Linked DNA regions of Homo sapiens: region 1 is linked to region 2. Evidence: chromatin loops called from intact Hi-C (ENCODE). Cell type or tissue: Calu3. All regions are shown on one strand. Each heading gives the region's core, and the rest is flanking DNA. Links, peaks and the distances in the headings are about the cores only. Region 1 has its middle 7.7 kb from the start of CBR4-DT. Region 2 holds the start of LOC105377527 (a long non-coding RNA gene).

Region 1 (8,338 bases), core at 141-8,140, 52 kb before region 2:
TTTATTCCTTCCCTCTCTCAACATCCCACATCCAATCAGTCACAAAGTCCTGCTGATTCTACTCCCTAAATACCATTCCAACTTCTACACATCCATGCTTCTCCAAACACTGTCTTCTCAACCTCGAATGCTCCCACTGCTTTCCCTGGTAACATCTGATTTATCATTCAAAATGTGGCTCAAACATCTCTTGCAATGGAAGCTTCTCCTGACCCAAAGGAGGACATGCTGATGTCCTTCTTTACCCGTCCTCTTACCTTGTATGTGTCTTCAAGTCTGTATTTCATGGAGTTACTGTGACGTCAGAATCCACATAATTTTAGGAAGATAGTGAATAGATTCTCAAGGATCTGTGAACCTACCAAGCTGAATACAAAATCTCATGTGCTTTTTAGATGAGTAGCTTCTTGAAAGAGGGTCCACTTCCTTCACTGGGTTCTCAAGGGGAACTTTCACCTAAAATGGTTAAGTGCCAGGTGTAGTGGCTCACGCCTGTAATCCCAGCATTTTGGGAGATGGAGGCGGCAGGATCACTTGAGCCCAGGCATTTGAGACCAGCCTGGGCAACATGGTGAGACCTCATCTTTTTTAAAAAAACATAAAAAATAAAATAAAATGGTTAAAAACTTTCTGTTTTTAATTGCCAACTCTTTGAATCCAGAAATGATCACATTGGTTTTTGTTTCCCTGTTTGTAGCACAGTTCCTAGGGCTTGTGAATGCTAAATAAATGAGTTAACAAATGAATCAATGAGTGAATGAAATAACTCACTTAAAAGGAATTTATTGCTATAAGCAAGAACCAGTGTCGATACAGCTATGATTAAGATAGACCTGGTGCCTGTTTTCGTTGGGAAAATAATCTGGCAAGGAAGACAGACATTAAACAATTAATCATGCCATCACTATTTAATTCCAATGGTGGGAAGAACTATAAAGGAGAAGTACAGGCTGCTAGGAGGGATCATAACTAGGGGCATTGATCCAATATGGAGGCCTGGGGTCAGAGAAGGCTTCTTCTTTCAGGACATAATGTTCTATAAAGTAAATGAATAATAACAAAGAAAGATTGCAAAGAATGATAACTACAGCTACTATCCATTCATTATGTTACAAAGCCAACTAGGTGATAACATAATTTATACATGAAGAATAAAATTCTGAATTAAAAATTCACCCTTAATAATGAAAGAGATTGTTAGTCAAAGTAGAGTTAGTATTACGCCTAGATGAGATCACAGGTTGGACATTTCACCAGGAAGTACCATGGGAGAGCATAATGCCTGAAATTTTATGAAACTCTTTTTTTTTTCCCAGCCAAAAATTTTATAATGGTATAAAGCCAGCTCTGGATACTTAAAATCAGGCCCCAAATGCAGCACGCCTGCCAAGCCACATAGAAGAGGAGAACTCAGTGTTCCTGAAATTAGTTTTAAGACTGGCCTCAATCCTCTGACCCCAGCCTCTCACTATTCCATTTCCATCTCTTTGTTTCAGGGCCTTCCCCCCTCTATCCTTCTGGCTGCATAGTCTCACGTGGCTCTCAACTCACCTGCTGCATTTCCCAGACTTAAGTGAGCCTTTCCCATCCAGGCCCTGCGGCTACTCAGACTCCTAGATCTGTATCAGAGGCACGGGCCTGGCAGCCTTCACTGCACTTGGGCTCTGAAAGACGTTCTCACTCTTGCAAGTCACCTGGGAAAGCCAGAATCGATACTGTATGGTTTAACATTTGAAACTGACTTGCAGGTAATGGCTTCTGCATTTCCAGAAGGCACCCGTGTGCCTGTAGGGATCTCATTTTAAGGATCACTGCTTTTTGTTTCTCATCTACAGGCTACAGAGACCCATCTCTCAGTTTGGATTTTGATTAAACAGTTATGCAGAGTAGAAAACTTGGGCCATACACAAAACTTAATTAAAATAAGCCTCCACTTGGGATTAATGTATGTTATTGACTGAATCGTGTCCCTCCCCGCTCCCCCCTCTCCTGCCATATTCATATGTTCAAGTCCTAACCTCCAATGTGGCTGTATTTGGAGATAGTGCCCTTAGGGAGATAATTAAGATTAAATGAGGTTCTAAGGGTAGGGCTCTAATCCAATAGGACACCAGAGAGCTTGTGCTGGGAATCTCTCTCTCTCTCTCTCTCTCTCTCTCTCTCTCTCTCTCTCTCTCTCTGTCTCTCTCTCTCTCTGTTGCCTCCCTGTACAAGGCCATGTGAGGACACAGTGAGAAGGCAGCTATCTGCAAGCCCGGAAGAGAAGCCTCACCAGAAACCAACACGATTGCACCTTGATCTCAGACTTTCAGGCTCCAGAACTGTGAGAAAATTAATTTCTGGTGTCGAAACCACCCAGTCTGTGGTATTTTTTTATGGCAGTCCCAGCAGATACAATGTGACTGTTTACTTTCTTCTCTACTACAGGCAAGCTGCAAAGTGCTGCTAAGTAATATCACACAGCCACTGCTGATTGTGTGAGTTGAGTTGGGGAGAGGTTGTTACTATGAGACCTATTCCAGAGCAGAAACAGGAAGATTGTGAATCTCATCCTCGTCACTTGCCCATGGCCTGCAGCATCCAGACCCCTCGAGGTCCTCTCCTATCTTCTTGCCAAAGCTTACTTTCAGGGAGGACTTGGAAATTCATTCCCTCTAGGTGGTAAATAATGTAACAGCATAAAGTGTTATGTCACCTAGGGACATGTAAATTGAGCCGAGAGCCAAGTGTTAAGCTAAAGGGATGACAATCTAACAGGGAAATATCATCTAGCATCTACCTGTCCAACAATATGAATCTACTGCGAGCTCAGGAACATCCCCAGTATCAGATGTAAAGCTCTGGGGATAAGAGGGCAAAGAAGGCAATTACCTGAATTGTGGAGCTCACATGTGTTGAGAGAAACAGACAAATAAGCAGATTACGATACAGTGTGATAAAGGCTGTAAATGTGAATGAAGTGCTATAGGAACATAGAGCTTCAGGCTCAGGCCAAATAGGCAGGGGGGCATGTGTGTGTGTAGACATCTATATATGTATACATATATACACATGTGTATATTTTATTATAGGTATACATTATAGGTATGTATGCATTATTATATGTATGTGTATACATGTGTTTGTGAGAGTGTGTAGGTGGGTGGGTGGGTGTGTAAAAGTAAGCCCTTACTGGCCAGACACGGTGGCTCACGCCTGTAATCCCAGCACTTTGGGAGGCCAGAGCGGGTGGATCACTTGAGGTCCAGAGTTCGAGACCAGCCTCACCAACATGGAGAAACCCTGTCTCTACTAAAAATACAAAATTAGCCGGGTTTCACATGCCTGTAATCCCAACTACTCGGGAGGCTGAGGCAGGAGAATCGTTTGAACCCGGGAGGCTGAGGTTGCGGTGAGCCAAGATTGCACCATTGCACTCCAGCCTGGGCAGCAACAGTGAAACTCTGTCTCAAAAAACAACAACAACAACAACAACAACAACAAAAAACAAAAGTAAGCCCTTACCAAGATAACAGCAAATGCTCATTGGATAACTTAAATGCTATGTGCCAAGTACACTGTCTACTTGTGTTTAATTCTCACAGCAAACTATGATGTAGAAAAATATTGCTACCCTTGTGTTTGCAAACAAGGAAGCCAAAGCACAGAGATGTTAGATTGTCCAAGATCACACAACTAGTAAGTGGCAGAACTTGTAGAATTTCTACTCAAGCAGTCTCGCTACAGAGCCTTCTCCCCAACCACTACATGATATTGTCTCTCCCTCATCTTCCCAGGAATCCTGAAAATGTACCATATACACATAAATCCAAATCTGGAAACTGACTTTAGATAGTTGTAATTGTAGTTGAGATTCTTTTTTGGCTGCAAGAAAGAGAAGCCCTCGAAAGCAATTCAAATATGTGTTTATGATGCAGAATATGACATCAACAAAAAGCAAGCTGGGACCCCGTGGAACTAGAGATGGGCCTCATTGGGAGCCCCAGGGACCACAGCAGCACATCCCTCTGCCCCCTTAATGCTCTCTGAGGCCGTAAGAGCCCCCTTCTCTGCTGTCCTCTGTTTTAAATTTCTCCTTCCTGCAGACCCACTTTATTTACTAATCACACAGTTGAAAATGGCTGAGCCCCATAGGACTTTTCAGTTCAAGGGATTAAACTCTGACTCCCTTTGTTCAAGACAGAGAATTGGATTGGTTGTTAATGAGGGGATAGATTAGCGCCTGTGGAGAGCAGTTCTCGGGGGAGGCAGGTTGCCATGTGAGTGAGTGGGGTGCTCAAAGGCGGAAGGTGCACCCGCAGCCAAGCACCATTGCCACAGGGGCTCAGTGTGGGCGGCCTTATTAAAGGAGGCTTGGCTGGGCATGTGCTCCCCAGCAGATCAGATACACCATACAAGCAGCATCCCCCTAGGGGATCTTTGCTCAAAATAAGCTCTGTTTTAAATGCAACATGTACACCATTTAGTCTCCTTAACAGACTACTGCCTTTTTCTCTTTTTCAAATATTATTAGCTGAGCTCAATGCCCCATGAAATCTGTAAATGTTTTGTTCCAAGTAACCAGTAGTGAGTCCCAGAACCAGCACCCAACATATAATAATATGAAGAGAAATGGAAGAGGAGGTGATAATGTATGAGGAGAGAGATACGAATTTTTAAGAAGTGAAACAGACACCAATCCTATAAGGAATATGAATCAGTCCCCTCTGGCAAGTAATACTCATAATTTGCTTAACTTACTGAGTTGAGGAGTACATATTTATGGGTCCCTATATAACCTATGAGTGGGAAAAAATGGGCCAAAATTCACCTTATTTTTAAAAATGACATATTAATTTATTTGGCTAATTTACTAGGCTAGCCATTAAACCACAATAATTTTAAATAAATGAGTATAAAGTAGATGATCCTTAACCAAAACTATGGAATGTATCCTTTTTCCCTTCTACTAAATAGAGATGGAATAAATCAGTTGAAAAGAATTGGCTTAGAAGGTGACAGAGGCCTGGCACCATGGCTCACGCCTGTAATCCCAACACTTCAGGAGGCCAAGGTGGGAAGATCACTTGAGCTCAGGAGTTTGAGACCAGCCTGGGCAACACAGAAAGACCCTGTGTCTACAAAATTAAAATTGAAAAATTATCTGTGTGTAGTGGTGCGTGCCTGTGGTCCTAGCTCCTTGGGAGACTAAGGTGGGAGGATTGCTTGAGCCCAAGAGGTCTAGGCTGCAGTCAGCTGTGACCATGCCACAGCACTCTAGCCTGGGTGACAGACAGAGACCCCCTGTCTCCAAAAATAAAAAAAGTGACAGATGACAACATGAATACTTTTCATTCACAACATACACTCTAACTGTTTCAGGCAAAATTCCATAAATATATATAAAACTGGCAATATAGCATCATATATAACTCTGGGTTTAGTCTACTGAATTTGAATTCTGGCTCTACCACAAGCTGTGTAATCTTGGGCAAGTTATTAAACTCTCTGGGTTAAGATTTCTTTATGCAAAAAATAGGGAAAATAATACTGGCATGAGGTTATTGACAGCCATAAGATAGGTTGATCCTATATAAAATACTTAGCACGATGCCATCGCCTTACAATTATTAATAATTAGTAGCACCTCCTTTCAATAGGAAATAGGCATTCTGGACTTATGCATCAGACAGCCATAGTTTAGCCATCACTATTGAGAGACTTGCCTTATATTATTATTCTGGTTTCTCAGGTCAGAAAACATTTTCTTCTGTTTTTGTTTTTCTTCTGATATTCCTTACTTCTTGTATCTCACACAAAATATGTCAGTCACAATTCTGGGTCTGGCATGGTGGCTCATGACTATAAGCCCAGCACTTTGGGAGGCCGAGGTGGGTGGGTCACTTCAGGTCAGGAGTTTGAGACCATCCTGTCCAACATGGTGAAACCTTGTCTCTACAAAAAAATACAAAAATTAGCCGGGCATGGGGCACGTGCCTGTAATCCCAGCTACTCAGGAGGCTGAGGCAGGAGAATCACTTGAACCCAGGAGGCGGAGGTTGCAGTAAGCTGAGATCGCACCACCGCACTCCAGCCTGGGTAACAGAGCAAGACTCCATCTCAAAAAAATAATAATAATAAAAGTAAATAAATCAATAAATTCTGGCTTCTAACTTCCATTTCTTTCAAATCAATGTATTAAAAATATATATCTGAGGTCTGAGGGTTCAACCTGAACAAGTTTATTTATTTGTAAAAGATTATCCTCAAATATATTTCTAAAGTTCCAGTCCTCAGAATAACATAATAAAGCGTATTTCCCTGTTAGCATCTATTACATCCTCATTTTCCTTTTTAGCACAAGTCTGGACTTATGTGGAATTCTGGGAGACGTTTTGAAGCTATTGATGAAGTGGTGAATCCAACAGAAATAGATACACATGCAAAGCAGTGTGTATTGGACATGAATCACCATAGGGGTGTCTCATCCTCATCGTATCTATGAAGAAGAGATGTTAACACACACCAGCCTAACAGCAATAGCATAGATGACACAGGGAAGACATGGAATGTTTTTCTTTCCTCTCGCTTTGTTTTATTTTTTATTTTTGTCTTATTTATTTATTTATTTATTCAAGATAGGATCTCGCTCTGTCACCCAGGCTGGAGTGCAGTGGCTCAATCTTGGCTCACTGTAGCCTTGACCTCCTGGGCTCATACAGTCCTCTCATCTCAGCCTCCCAAATAGCTGGGACCTCAGGCGCATGCCACCATGCCTGGCTAATTTTTTTGTATTTTTTTGTAGAGATAGGATCTCACTATATTGCCCAAACACATCTCGAACTCCTGGACTCAAGCGATCTGCATGCCTCGGCCTCCCAAAGGGCTGGGATTACAGGTGTAAGTCACCGTATCTGGCCTATTTTTGTGTTTAACCAATACTTTTATTTTTTCTTTTAGGTTGGACAAAACGTCTAATGTATAATATTAATATATTCACCTTTATACCAATACAGTTGTGAAATATAATTTTCTTTCTTCTTTTTTTATTAAGTCCAACTTTTATTTTAGATTTGGGGGGCACATGTGTAGGTTTGTTACATGGGTATATTGCATGATGCTGAGATTTGTGATACAAATAATCCCATCCACCAGGTAGTGAGCATAGCAGCCAATAGTTTTTCAACCTTTGTCCCGCTTCTCCCTCCCAACCCCCACAAGAAGTCCCCAGTGTCTATTGTTTCCATTGTCAAGGACATGGAATTTTTTGTGACGCACCACAAAATATCAATATATTTAATTTCATCACATGATCTAAGAATAACTTAGTAGCAGAAAATGTATACTTCATATTACAGATATTTCACGCTTAAAAAAATCACAACACAGGTCCACATCAATGAGGAGAAGACTAACTCTAAAACTATGTGATGGCCGGACACAGTGGCTCACGCCTGCAATCCCAGCACTTTGAGAGGCCAAGACTGGTGAATCACCTGAGGTTAGGCGTTCGAGACCAGCCTGGCCAACTTGCTGAAACCCCATCTCTACTAAAAATACAAAAAAATTAGCCAGGCTTGGTGGCACACGCCTGTAATCCCAACTACTTGGGAGGCTGAGGCAGGAGAATCGCTGGAACCCGGGAAGTGGAGGTTGCAGTGAGCCGAGATGGCGCCACTACACCCCAGCCTGGGCGACAGAGTGAGACTCCATCTCAAATAAATAAATAAATAAATAAATAATAAATAAAACTATGTGATCAGCTGTGTTCAAGTATTTAAATTAATATTTAATTAGCACGTCTTTGTTAATCTGGGGGATTCATATATCTGAAGACCTGAGCCCACGGATGCATGGTGAGAATGTGTTGCACTCCCTTCACTGTGGCAGAGCCAAGGAAGACAGCAGTGAACCGCAGTTATTCCCCTCATGCTGCAAGATGTGTGCTGAACAAGTGATTATAGTTATGAAAAATGTTAAGAAAAGAAAGTGCAGGTGGAGGGGCCGTAGAAATGAATAATGGGCAATTAGCCTAGCCTGGGCAATCAGGAGAAACTCCCTAGGAAGTTCCACTTAAGTTGAGTCTTGGTGAATGAGAAAGGGTTAATCAGGTGAAGAAAGCTGTGGGGCAGGAGCTGTTAAATGTGGAGAAGAGAGGTCTAGGCACCTGGCTACATAATGACCCAGATGGAAACTATTCCAGAAACTGAACCTCAGTAATGTGCCTGAAGCTTGAGAAAGAAGGGAATAGAAAACTATAAGATGAGGAAAAGAGATTAAGCATAGGTCAGATTATGCTAAACCTCATAGGACACATTGCAGATTTCGGTGTTTATCTTAAAGAAAATAGAAAGCCATA
Region 2 (8,338 bases), core at 171-8,170:
CTGCACTTCTCCTGCCTAGGCAACAGAGCAAGACCCCGTCTCAAAAACAAAAACAAACAAACAAAACTATCAGTTCTTATAGGTGAAAACAGGAATCCAGATGATATGAGGCTCCACCAGATATTAGTGAGGACAGTGTGACCTACATGTGATTTTCTTTGTGGAAGGTTTAAAAACAGAAACATGAGCAACCTTGGTGCGAGACTTAGACCTATAACGAGGGCATCTGCTTTTCCTTACTCAAGCTACACCAGGATTGGGACAAACTAGAGTGATGTCATCTTGATTTTTTTTTTTTTGTCACCCAGGCTGGAGTGCAATGGCATGGTCTCGGCTCACTGCAACCTCTGCCTCCCGAGTTCAAGCGATTCTCCCACCTCAGCCTCCTGAGTAGCTGGGACTACAGGCATGTGCCATCACTCTGGCTAATTTTTGTATTTTTAGTAGAAATGGGGTTTTACTATGTTGGCCAGGCTAGTCTCGAACTCCTGACCTCATGATCTGCCTGCCTCAGCCTCCCAAAGTGCTGGGATTACAGATGTGAGCCATCACACCCGGCCTGTCATCTTGAATTTTATTCACATATTTTGATCTTCATTTATTTGGAGTGAAGGCATATAAGTTATCAAAAATTAAAAATAATATTTTGAAATTTTAAACTGAGGTTCTTTTTCTTCAAAGTTATTGACTCTGCCCCCATTGGCTCAATGGCATTCATTACTTCAGGAGAAAGTGAAAACAGCGAGAACAAAGCAGCCAGGAGGTGCTGAGCGGATGGATAATTCACAATATCTGAAGCCACAGTCGCTTGAAAGAGCTAGTCATGTGAGAGAGAGGCAGTTTTGTTCTGAATTTCAAAATGGCTTAGTTTTAACCCATTTATGGCTGAGGTGGCAATTTTTTTAATTTGAAAAATCAGACCTTGGAAATGCCTTGAGCAGTAGGATATAAATAACTCCCACATGCTTACCGTTCCAATAATGGAACACTAGGCATAAATAAGCAAGATGATAGTAAAAGCTTGGGGGACAGAGCATAGCATTTATAGGTGTTACGATAAAGCAACTTGTCCAATCTGTGGCCAGGATGGCTTTGAATGCAGCCCAACACAAATTCATAAACTTTCTTAAAACATTATGAGACTTTTTGAATTTTTTTTTTTTTTAGCTCATTAGCTATCATTAGTGTTAGCATATTTTATATGTGGCCCAAGACGATTCTTCTTCCAATGTGGCCCAGGAAAGCCAAAAGATTGGACACCCTGCTCTAAAGGATGCAGCTCATGGCACAAGGTCATTTCTCCACCATAAAAGAAAGCAATACAAATTGCTGCCCAGGCATGGTGGCACACATCTGTATTGCCAGCTACTTAGGAGGCTGAGGCAGGAGGATTGCTTGAGCCCAGGAGATCGAGGCCAGCCTGAGCATAGCAAGACCCTATTCCTTAAACAAAAAAAATTTTTTGGCCGGGCGCAGTGGCTCATGCCTGTAATCCCAGCACTTTGGGAGGCCAAGGTAGGCGGATCACGAGGTCAGGAGATTGAGACCATCCTGTCTAACACAGTGAAACCCCGTCTCTACGAAAAATACAAAAAAATTAGCCGGGGCCGGGCACGGTGGCTCACGCCTGTAATCCCAGCACTTTGGGAGGCCGAGGTGGGAGGATCATGAGGTCAGGAGATCGAAACCATCCTGGCTAACATGGTAAAACCCCGTCTCTACTAAAAATACAAAAAAAAATTAGCCGGGCGTGGTGGCGGGCGCCTGTAGTCCCAGCTACTCAGAAGGCTGAGGCAGGAGAATGGCGTGAACCTGGGAGATGGAGGTTGCAGTGAGCCGAGATTGCGTCACTGCACTCCAGCCTGTGCGACAGAATGAGACTCTGTCTCGAAAAAAAAATTTTTTTAATAAGCATTAAAAAAATAGCTTTCCTGGCACTGCAAAAGCTTACTGGGGGAGGGGGGGGAAATAAAGGCTTTCCTGACTCAGCACCCAGGGAACTGGGGAGCAGAAATGGGGGAGGAGAGAAGAGTTGTAAGAGATACAGACAGAGGTGTGCTTGTTCCCAAGGGGGCGGTGGCTCTGCCTCCTTAGCCGACATTTCACTGGCAGGGGACAGAGAGTACAGGGGTAAGGGCAGAAGGGACGTGGCCCTTGTTTGCTCTAAAACCCTTGCTTCCAGCACCACAAGAACATGAGAGGGGAGAGAAGCAGAGCGGAAAGGCAGGCAGGGCAGACCTGGACTGAAAATGGGCCTCCAAGAACCGCCCCACCTGAGTCTCCCCTACTTCCTTCCTGTGTGGGGAAATCAGGGGAAGAGCCCGTAGCGCCTGGTGAGGGTGAGGAAGGTGGCAGAGAATGAAGCCTTGGCCAGAGCAGCACTGCCACTGCAGTGACGGGGCCTGGCCGGCAGGGAACAGCCACCTCTCCTTTTGTTGCCTAAGAGCAGCTGACAAACTGGGTCAATGGTGAAGGCAACAGTGACCAAGACTGACACGCACCACCAAGGCAACAAGATGTCTCCAAGGCCAAGGGGGGCCGGAGAACAGGAAGCATGGGACAGACCTGGGGCTCATCCAGAGGAGGAGATGAGGGAGTGTGGCCCTGATGGAATTAAAATCCTGGATTGACTGAGGAATTACCCTAAAGAAGCTTTGAAACCAGAAGGGTGTCAGTTATCCTAAAGTGCCAAGATGAAGAGTTTTCCACTACTTCATAAGTAAATTGAGTACAGTTATAGAGAAATAATGTTTCATTTTTGCAGCTCTGAGATGTCACTGTAAACTTGAAACCCACTACACATTAGAAATACCTGCCCTCAGGCCGGGTGCGGTGGCTCATGCCTGTAATCCCAACACTTTGGGAGGCCAAAGTGGGCAGATCACGAGGTCAAGAGATCAAGACCATCCTGGCCAACATGGTGAAACCCCCGTCTCTATTAAAAATACAAAAATTAGCTGGGCGTGGTGGTGGGCGCCTATAGTCCCAGCTACTCAGGAGGCTAAGGCAGGAGAATCACTCGAACCCGGGAGGTGGAGGTTGCAGTGAGCTGAGATCATGCCACTGCACTCCGGCCTGGGTGACAAAGTGAGACTCTGTCTCGAAAAAAAAGAGAAATCCCTGCCTCCCTTTTATGTTCCCAAAATGTTCCCACCACAGAGGCAGCCTTGTACACTGACAATTTGCCTACATTTGGTGGGGTGTGATTGCAAGACCAGGACCAGACAGCAATCAGCACTACTTTGAGCTTCCAGAAATCTAATCTGGGGAAGTATTCAGGCAAGAGATACATTGATCTCTTATAGAGGACACAAAGACATGAACATTGATAGCCCTGTTGTCATCTTAAAAATCATAATTAGGCCAGGTGTGGTGGCTCACACCTTTAATCCCAACACTTTGGGAGGCTGAGGTGGGTGGATCACCTGAGGTCAGGAGTTTGAGACTAGCCTGGCCAACGTGATGAAACCCCTTCTCTACTAAAAATACAAAAATTAGGCAAGCGTGGTGGCGGGTGCCTGTAGTCCCAGCTACTCAGGAGGCTGAGGCAGGAGAATCACTTGAACCTGGGAGATGGAGGTTGCAGTGAGCTGAGATCATGCCATTGCACTCCAGCCTGGGAGACAGAGCAAGACTCCATCTCAAAAAGAAAATCATAATTACTTTCATGATGTGTACTCTAAGGCAATCTGATAAGTAGTAGGGTATCTGTTCTTTCCCTCATTTCTCTCCCACCCTTACTCTGACTGGTATCTTGGAAGCAGAAAATTCTAATGCAATATTTGCTATGAGTGTTGTCTTTAAATGTCATCCACAATGATTAGGAAGCCCTCACAGACACCAGCCCTGTTTAGCTGGGTGCAGCCGACCAGGTGTTCAACCAGTTTGACTACTCCGCCTCCCTTTGTTAGGCCTCTGAATTATTTATCTCCTGGTATGCGAGTGAGAGACTCAGACTGTGGCTCTCCACATGCCCTGGAGCTAAACGTCCTTGTTTGTTTTCTCCGGAGTAATTTCACTTATTCCCCTCTCCCCTCTCTACAAGGAAGCTGTGGTTCACAGGTATCCATGACTATAATGATTCATGAGGAATCGAAATAAAGGCATTACAAACCCTCTAGATAAAATGAGGACATTCTTTAAGTTCTATTATAAATTGAGTGTAGCCCAAGAATTCAACGGAGAATGAATAAGAGATTACCGGTTGTCTGGTTAGAGATTAGTGGTTGCCCCCAGGGAATAGCTTGTTGGCTTGTGTGGGCGGCCAGAAAACACGGCAGCCTCAGCTCTCTTTGGAGTCCTTCCTTCAGAGAGGAATTGACTTCCTAGCAATTCATTTCCCCGTGATTGTGGCCCATGCTCACAGAGGCCAAAACAAACAGGCCCAGGAAGATTCTTACCGTGGCCAGTGGAGAGCCCGGCCTGGCAGCACCCCTCAGGCTTCGCCGCTGCCTTGTGTGCATCCCAAGCAATCTTTGTCAGCATCCCCATGGCCACAAAACTTCCTTTTTAAAAAAAAAACGAAAAATGTAGTTTAAATGTTCACATGCACATCACAGCTAACTTCTATTACCTTTAAAAATGCTTTTAAATTTTTTAGACTTTATTTAGTGTAAAATTAAGTTTAGCCCAATGCTGCCTCCTTATAGTTTACATTCTGCCTAAAGCTGTGCTCATGCATAGTGCACTGTCACCTGACAGGGTGTGTAAACACACGGCTGCCTACTCTTGTGTCAATCACCCAGTTCCGGCCAAAGGCGGGCAGTTCTTCAAACCATGAACAAACAAGGCAATCATCCAGCAGTAACCAGCCTGGCTCTTTCTGTGCCTCGCTTCTGTTTCCTGTACATCCCTTTCCTTTTTCTGTCCGTAAATCTTCCTCCACCATGTGCCTAAGCTGGAGCTTCTCTGAACCCATTCTGGTCCAGGGGCTGCCCTATTCACAAATAATTTTTTGCTCAATTAAACTCTGTTAAGTTAAACGTCTCTGTGGTTTTTCTTTTAACATTAGAGACAGGGTCTCACTCTGTCACCCAGGCAGTGGTGCAATCATGGCTCACTGCAACCTCTATCTTCTAGGCTCAAAAGATCCTCCCACCTCACCTCCCGAGTAGCTGAGACCATAGGCATATGCCACCACACCTGGCTCATCTCTCCTTTGTAATGCCTTATGTTTTCATTAAAAAAAATATACTCTTAAGGCTGAAAGTTCGTTTAGACTAAACATAGCTTGAGGCCCCTTGACAGCACCCCTGGATGCTGGCCATCCAGTCTCGAATCTGAACGTCTTCAGTGACAGGGAGGTAACTTGCTCCCTCCCAACATAGACTCATCCACTTTTGGGTTGCTCCAGTGGAAACCCTTTCTTAGACTGAAGATTCCCTATAATTTACATCAATTGTACCTAATTTCATGCCTTGACACCCCGTGGGATAAATCGTACCCATCTTCCATGTGAAAGCTCTGTAGAAAATTGGTGACCACTATGTCATCACTCCCCCCATGGCCCTTCTTCATGGCCGAGCTCCTGCGGTGGTATCATTCTTCCTCTACGAAGGGGCTGAGAGTGTCTACCACCCCGCTGCTCCCCTCTGAACAGCCTCCAACTCGTCGAGCCCTTTGAAAACTGTGGTGCACATAGCTTGGCACAGGGCTCAGCTGTGGTCTCTCCAGTGCAGAATGAGGCAGAAGGCTTTGTTGGAAATACCATACATCTATTAATGCAGCCAAGGATTTAATGAGCTTTCTTGGCAACCACATGAAATTATGGCTTTTTTTCTTACCAGCAACTACATATTTGAGTGGTTGGATTTTGTAAACCAAGACCAGAGCCTTCCGTTTACCATTATGGACTTTATCTTGTAATATGGGCTGATTCATTCAGACTTTTAGAGATCTTCTGGGGTTTTGATTTTGCCCTTCAATGTATTAGTATTCCACTCATTCTCTGTGTCACCTGCAAATACAACAAGTTTATTTTTGGTCTTTGGCCAAGCCACTGATAAAACAAAAACAAAAACAAAAAAACACAACAACAACAAAAAACCCTCATGTGGCACGATAATGCAGAGTTCTGTGGTATTCCAATAAAACCAGTCCTCTGGATTAAAAAGAATCAATTAATTAGCAAGCTTTGGCTATGATCCTTCAACCCGTTAAAAACCAGCACAATTACCCTATCCCTCAACCCCTGTGAGGACAACATTAGCCATTCTTTACGGCAGCTCATCATCTGACCCCACTTTCTGCGTGGGAGAATTCCCTACTTTGCGAGTCTGTCAGAAGGCAGAGACCACCTCCTCCCATGAGAAGTGAAACAGGTCAGCATCTGGCTTTCCCAGCTCCCTCCATAGCTAAGGTGTGGGCATATGATCTGGGCTCCACCAAACAGAGGCATTGGGCTGAACTTTGACTCAGGAGCTGGAGAGGCAAAAACGTTGGGACTTTAAGGACTCTGTTTTGGCAGAGGATGGGGACAGCTTTATACCCTTTTCAGGACACCAGGGTTAGTGTTAGCCGTGTCAGCAGGGCAAACCTTGGTGTTCATGCCGATGTTGACAAGCTGTCATGCCCTCCAAAGACCAGGGCTGTGATTGTGGATGCGGCTCTGCATCCAAAAATCCATAAATCACATCAGATGTAGGATATCTGAGCCTGATTGTCTGGCCCTTCTGGACAGCTGGTAAACTTCCCTATATCCTTGAATAAAATCCCTTTTCTGTTTAAACTCACTAGAATTTGTTTCTGTTCTTTGTGACCTAAAAGCTGCGAGTGATACTCTGCCTCTGTACCTTATCCCCAGGGCACCCAAGCAACTATGTCAGTTTCCTTTCTGAAGTGTAGAGGGACCATATCCATCTTGTATCTCTAAGTTTGCCAGTGGAGTAATCCTATCAGAAAAGGAGATGGAATCAGGCTAACACAATTTGCTTTTAGTGACATGGGGCTGACTATAATCACTGCCTGCTGGTTTCTAAGAGCTCAGAAACCACCTTCTAGCATTCTCTTCAACACTCTCACCAAGAATCAATCTCAAGCTTACTGATCTATAGGTCATAGAACCCACCTTCTTTTTCTTTTTGAAAATTAGAATTACGTATTTCCCATCTCTGTGGCTCGGTTATTTTTCATAATTCCTAGAGATCATCCAAAAGATTTCCCAATCACCTCCACAAATTCTTTCCATTTTCTTTACTATGAAAATATTCTCATACCATCTCCTCATAGGTTTGATTTGTTCTTTTTGATTTGAAAAATGTTCTTTTTTGAGAAGACAGAAGCAGAGCAAGAGTTAAGGAATTCCATTTTCTGTGTTATGTTTGAATATTGCATTGTCCAGTTGACACTACAGACATTCCTCAGAACCTGTCCTAGACCTGCAGACAAAGGCGAGGCATAGCCCATCTCTCTGCAATTTCAAATATCTAAACCCAAACCCCATGCCCTCCAGTCTAAATACACTGTCTTAGTCCATTTGGGCTGCTGTAACAAAATACCTTAGACTGGGTAATTTATAAAAAGCAGAATGTGGCCGGGCGCGGTGGCTCACCCCTATAATCCCAGCACTTTGGGAGCCTGAGGTGGGCAGATCACTTGAGGTCAGCAGTTCAAGATCAGCCTGGCCAACATGGTGAAACCCCATCTCTACTAAAAATACAGAAATTAGCTGGGTGTGGTGGCAGGTGCCTGTAATCCCAGCTACTCTGGAGGCTGAAGCTGGAGAATAGTTTGAACCTGGGAGGTGGAGTTTGCAATCCCAGCTAATCTGGAGGCTGAAGCAGGAGAATAGTTTGAACCTGGGAGGCGGAGGTTGCAGTGAGTCGGAGACTGCACCACTGCACTCCAGCCTGGATGACAGAGCGAGACTCAATCTCAAAAAGAAAAAAAGTGCGGAATTTTATTGCTCACAGTTCTGAAGGCCGAGAAGTTCAACATCAAGGTGCCACCGGATTCGGTGCCTGGTGAGGGCCCTCTGCTTCATACAGGGCACCTTCTTGCTGCATTCTCACATGGTGGAAGGAGGAAAGGGGCAAGCAAACTCCCTCAGGCCTCTTTTATGGCGGGATTATTCCCATTCACGAGGGTTCTGCCCTCATGACCCAACAGCCCCACCTCTTAAAGGCAAAACATTGGAGATTCGATTTCAACAGATGAGGGAGTCTCTGAGCCTACTCTAGCTCAGAAGGTTACCTGCCAAAAAAAAAAAAAAAAAACAAGGAAAGAAAAAGAAAAAAAAAAGAAGATTTCAACATGTGAATTTTGGAGGGATGCAAACACTCACACCATAGCGCTGTCCTTGAATATAGTATGTGCCTTATGAATGCTAGTGGCATAAAGC

Evidence for each region. A loop is a pair of places that touch in the nucleus more often than their neighbours do. Peaks named below come from ENCODE experiments on the same cell type or tissue, not always from the same donor. Only the 100,000 strongest peaks of a DNase experiment are listed, where the experiment ranks them.
Region 1: it touches region 2 in a loop (3-fold over the local background); 6 of 110 quality-filtered maps call a loop at or near these places.

The regions. Positions count from the first base shown.
Region 1 is chr4:169,013,921-169,022,258 of GRCh38, forward strand. No RefSeq gene overlaps it. Among named protein-coding and RNA genes, the nearest start is that of CBR4-DT, 7.7 kb to the left of the region's middle. RefSeq lists enhancers at 2,226-2,726, 3,791-4,291. In Calu3, for the core only: no CTCF peak of the experiment used is centred there; no DNase peak of the experiment used is centred there.
Region 2 is chr4:169,066,245-169,074,582 of GRCh38, forward strand. LOC105377527 (a long non-coding RNA gene) reads right to left here and starts at 8,029. Exons shown (of 5, transcript XR_939429.3): 1 at 7,909-8,029; 2 at 5,784-5,956; 3 at 4,401-4,505. RefSeq lists enhancers at 3,606-4,560, 7,790-8,289. In Calu3, for the core only: no CTCF peak of the experiment used is centred there; DNase peaks (open chromatin) are centred at 2,397, 3,937, 4,297 and 4,747.